2 separate regions of the Homo sapiens genome follow, and region 2 is linked to region 1. A link is a loop called in an ENCODE intact Hi-C map of the cell type or tissue named here. Cell type or tissue: dorsolateral prefrontal cortex. All regions are shown on one strand.

What was found. Peaks named below come from ENCODE experiments on the same cell type or tissue, not always from the same donor. Only the 100,000 strongest peaks of a DNase experiment are listed, where the experiment ranks them.
Region 2: a loop joins it to region 1, with 3 times the contacts of the local background. A loop is called at or near these places in 9 of 110 quality-filtered maps.

What each region holds. Positions count from the first base shown.
Region 1 is chr6:167,682,119-167,684,618 of GRCh38, reverse strand. LINC02487 (long intergenic non-protein coding RNA 2487) reads left to right here. Exons shown (of 7, transcript NR_117092.2): 4 at 374-899; 5 at 1,450-1,511; 6 at 2,172-2,286. All of the region lies in intron 1 of LOC124901465 (a long non-coding RNA gene), which reads right to left. Among named protein-coding and RNA genes, the nearest start is that of LINC02538, 4.1 kb to the right of the region's middle. In dorsolateral prefrontal cortex, a CTCF peak has its summit at 1,536; DNase peaks (open chromatin) are centred at 1,348 and 2,332; H3K4me3 peaks cover 381 bases; H3K27ac peaks cover 2,389 bases.
Region 2 is chr6:167,484,593-167,487,092 of GRCh38, reverse strand. LOC105378128 (a long non-coding RNA gene) reads right to left here. Exons shown (of 3, transcript XR_943267.2): 2 at 1,861-1,974. Among named protein-coding and RNA genes, the nearest start is that of TTLL2, 160 kb to the right of the region's middle. In dorsolateral prefrontal cortex, CTCF peaks have their summits at 1,105 and 1,305 (motif pointing left); no DNase peak of the experiment used is centred here.

The DNA.
Region 1 (2,500 bases):
CTGCAGGGAGGTGATTGGATCATGGGGGCAGATTCCCCCCCTTGCTGTTCTCGTGATAGTGAGTCAGGAGATTTGGTTATTTGAAAGTGTGTAGCACCTCCCCCTTCACTCCCTCTCTTCTTCCTGCTCCACCATGCGAAGATGTGCCTGCTTCCCCTTTGCCTTCCACCATGATTATAAGTTTCCTGAGACCTCCCCAGTCATGCATCCTGTACAGCCTGCAGAACCATGAGCTAATCAAACCTTTTTTCTCTATAAATTACCCAGTCTCAGGTATTTCTTTATAGCAACACAAGAATGGATTAATACAGGTATGTCTTTTCTTTTTAAAATTTGCAAAGTACTATGTTTCAGGTGTTTCTACTTTTCCTAGATGGAGTTGACTCCCATCAGAGCCCTCCTGGACATGAACTCCTGAGTGCCAGAAACAAGATTCATTTAAAGATACAACTGTGAACGCTGCTGACCACATTCCAGCGCAGTGTGGATGTTCAACACCGAAGGGAGGGGACTCGGGCTTGGATCTGCAGCTAGCATTGGATGGACACAGAATCCTGAACTATGCATCGTGCTTTAGCTGCCATGAAAATTGATTTTTTTTTTTTTCAGAAAGGAATGTGCCAATGATGGGACTTAAGCTGGTGAAAACCACGTGGAACGGGATGCTCATGGGACCTGCCCCTTGGAGCTCCAGGCCTCCAGGCCTCAGTGCTGGTTTTCCTAAGTCCTTATTTTCTCCCGTGTTTGGCTGGGGGCTGGTCCGACTTCTCCCTTTGGTGGACTCTCAGTTGTCAAGTGTGAAGTCTTTGAACTGCACACAAGAGTGGGGACAACGTTTCTATCTGCAAATCAAGCAAGCGCTTGGGCGAACATCTTCCCAAGGCAGAGATGAAGAATGGGTACTCTAGGATGCTCCATTTTGGGACAAACGTCTAGTGGGGCCACATTTGCATGGCAACATGCCATTTCCACTTTTTCCGTATTTAGAAGCTTCCCATGGAGCTCCCGCTGACAGGAGCCACTCATGTGCACACTGAGTGGAGGCTCAGAAGGAGGATTTGTCGTAGAGTTGTTTTTCAGAGGCTGGGAGTCAGGGCTGAGGGCCAGCGGGTGGCTCTGCACCCCCATCCCTCCATCCCCTGTGGAATGCCAGGAGTTCTCTTCTCCGTCCCTCATGCGTGATGGGGGACAAATGTCTCCTCACCGGTGACAATAATGACAGGCTTCTGTCCAGAGGCAGGAGGGGGGCCAGTATCATGCACTGAAGAAACTTTCACAGCACAGTTGTCTGAGACAGGGAAACCCACACGCAGACGGCCAGGGGACCTTGACCTCCTTAGCAAACAGGAAACAAAGTGCTCTTGTTCTCAGGCCGGAATGAAGCGGCTGTGCGAACACATCCCAATTGTACATCTGATGCTGACTCACACAGAGCGTTTCCATTTTTAGATTTCAGCTACAGAAGGCAGGAATCCTTTGGACTTGGCCCTTTATCAGTGGAATGGACAGAGGTGAGCAGGCGTGGCCAGCATGGCATTCCCCTAAACTCATCCTGGCACTGTGGCAACTCTTTGAGCAAAATTCCCAGGGATGTTGAGTTTGTTGTCAGCCACAAGTACTTCCGTTAAGGGCCACTAAGGGTTGTGTTCATCAAAACTGTATTTTACAAATATCTAATATGACCAAGTTATGAAAGACTTTCTTTGTTCCAAACAAATTTGGAGGAAATGGACACACTTTGACTCAATTTGTTATCACATTAGAATGCAACATTATGGGCTGGGTGCAGTGGCTCATGCCTGTAATTCCAGCACTTTGGGAGGCCAAGGTGGATGGATTGCTTAGTTCTAGCTACTTTGGAGGCCAAGGTGGGAGAACTGCTTGAGCCCAGGAGGTCAAGGTGACAGCGAACTGAGATTGTGCCACTGCATTCCAGCCTGGGCAAGAGAGTGAGACCGTGTCCCCCCCGACTCAAAAAAAAAAAAAAAAAGAATGTGACATTACACCTCATAATTGGATTGTGGATAATTTCCTTATCTCAAAACAAAATGATGGCAGGAAAATTGCCGAGCTTATTTCTCTTTGATCTGTGGCACTGGCTGGATGGTAGAAGCAGAATGCCACCCTCCATTTAGCTGATGACGATGACCCACATCTCCTTGCCTTCCCAGCAGCTCTCGGTGGGGTCTCTGTTGGGAATGCCTGCTGAGACGGGACCAAGGACGGCTGCAGGATGTGGTGTCTGTGCTCAGCGTCACCTCCTCCCAGGCTCCTGGGAAGCACCTGGTAAGAAAGCCCTTCTGGCCATCGGCCCCAGGGATCAGGAAGACGGCGGCCAGGCTCCCAGCCACAGTGTGGCTCTGTGTATCTCGCGCTGTCCGTTGTTGAGTTAGTTCACAAAACACAGGCACCCTGAGCACAGCTGTGCCTTCTGGACCTGATCCCCTATCTTTGCATGTGGGAAATCCAGGATCCTCCCAGATATTTCTGAGGATATCCA
Region 2 (2,500 bases), 200 kb after region 1:
GACGCCCCAGTGCTCCCTGGCTCACAGCTGCTTCTCCAGCCTCCGACCTGTCTCCATGCAGCATCTTCCCTGTGTGTCTCTGTCTTCTCCTCTTCTGAGGGACACCGATCCTCTTGGGTTAGGTCCTACCCTAATGGCCTCATCTCAATTTGATGACATCTGCAAAGACTCTATTTCTAAATAAGCTCTCATTCACAGGCAGGGGAGCCAGGACTTTAACCCATCTTTACTGAGACACAATTCAATCCACAACAGTGAGGAGATCAGACTTCCAGATCACTGAGGGACAAGCAGCCCAGAGAGCTGGAGCCCCCGGCATGCCCATGGCCAGCGAGGAGTCCACTGTGGCTGGAGGAGAGGCAGGAGAGGAGGAGCTGTTAGGAAATGAGGAGGTCTGAAAACAAGGAGGAGGAGCAGTGGCACACATTTAGGCTTTGCTGATGGTTGGACTTGGTGGATATCACAGATGGAGCTCCCTTTTTCAGAGCTTGACGTCAACTCTGAAGCCGGGTGAGGAGTGAAGATACAGGCGCAGTGCCCCTCATGCCTCCCACACCTGCTGCTGAGCATCCTGACAGATTCCGCTTGTTTCTGATCCTGTTTGCATCTTCTCGGCAATGATTCCACTCCTTATTAAAGAGGCAGGGAACATCTGATGTTCAAGTTTTGAATTACATGAAAAGTTCCATCGAGGTAGTTTTGATAAATAGTTTTTTTTTTCTTTTTTTGGTCGGGGGGATGGAGTCTCACTCTTGTCACCCAGGCTGGAGTGCAGTGGCGTGATCTGGGCTCACTGCAAACTCCACCTCCTGGGTTCAAGCAATTCTCCTGCCTCGGCATCCTGAGTAGCTGGAATTACAGGTGCCCACCACCACGCCTAGCTAATTTTTATAGTTTTGGTAGAGATGAGGTTTCACCATGTTGGCCAGGCTGGTCTTGAACTCCTGACCTCAAGGGATCCACCCGCCTCAGCTTCCCAAAGTGCTGGGATTACAGACATGAGCCACCGTGCCCGGCCAATAGTTTTGTTTTAAGTACAGACATGATGAAAGCCAATGAGATGCCATGTAGTGTTTTACAATCCTTAACACAGAAATGGCTTATTGTCTCAAATGCAGTCTTAGAGTTTATAGGAGAAAAGAATACAAATCCATGTTAATATCTAAATTTCCATGCCATTTTCCCACCCCCGTTATTAGACGATGTTATAACATCTTCCAGATCTGTTTTCACTTTTTCCTTTGGAAATAGTTGAGCTAATGGAGGAATTTATAAAGCAACCCACTCATATCCATGAATCAGTGTGAAATACTGCACCCTGGTGGAAATATCCCTCCTGTCCGGGGTCTGTGATGACATCCCACTCCTTCCTCAACCAGCATCCATGTCCTGTGTGCTCAGTTAGCAAAGAACTCGGGGTATAAAGAGTAGAAGAAAACGTGCCTGCCTCAGGTCTAATGGGCGGATGAGAACTAGAGCAGAGTGAGGGTCAAGTCACCTCTTGAGGATGACTAAAATGTTCAGGTTGAGCGAGGCAGGAAGCCCAGCGAAGAGGACAGTGTGGGCCCTAAGCAGGCACAAGGAGCTCGTCTACGGGGCACAGGAGAGGAAGCAGCAGAGGTCTTCTGTGCCTGGCTCCACTCCCATGCTGGATGGGAATGGGCGGATGAAAAGGAGCTGTGAAAAGAGGTTATAGGCATGAGGAGAGGACAGCTCGTGGGGCCTCCGTGGGGCTGCACACTCCTGTACTGGGGTTGGCAGGGGGTGGTTGTAAGAAAACAGGACTCTGTTTCTCATGCCAGTGCAAGACCACCCAACTTAGGACGGTGCTTCTCAGACTTCCGTGTACACAGTACTCACCTAGGGAGCTTGTGAAAATTCTGTGATTCGGGAGTCCTGGAGTGGGTTCTGGAGTCTGCATTTTCAATAAGCACCTGGTGCCAAGAGACCTGGTCCATAAAACACAGAGCAGGGCTGGGAGAGAGGTGGGAAGTTACACAGGCTAGCCTGTTAGCAGTGGCAAATTCATATGGGTCTGCAGGATTATGAGTGGGGCCTGAACTCTGCTAAGATGCAGGCGTAGTTTGATGATCACCAGCCATTGTTCTAGAGGTCACGAGATTTGTAACTTCCCCAATGACTTCTGTAAATAATACCATTTTTGTAGAACCTAAGGTTGGCCTTTTGAGATTACTTTTCAGACTTTTGCATTTCTGCCTACGAGCCAACTCCACTTGGACTCATGACTCATGACTCAACTGGTCCTGGGGCCTCATCCAGAGACAGATGCAGCTCAGGAGGACCATTTTCCACACCCCTGTGATGGCAGCCCCAACCAGCCGGCAGCCCCAACCAGCCAGCAGCACCCATTCCGTAGCCCCCTGCCCAACAAACTATCCTTGAAAATCCCTAGCCCCAAGCCTATGGGAAGATTGACATGAGTGATGGGAACTCCAGCTGTCCCACATGCCCAGCCTCATGTCAATCACACGCTTTCTTT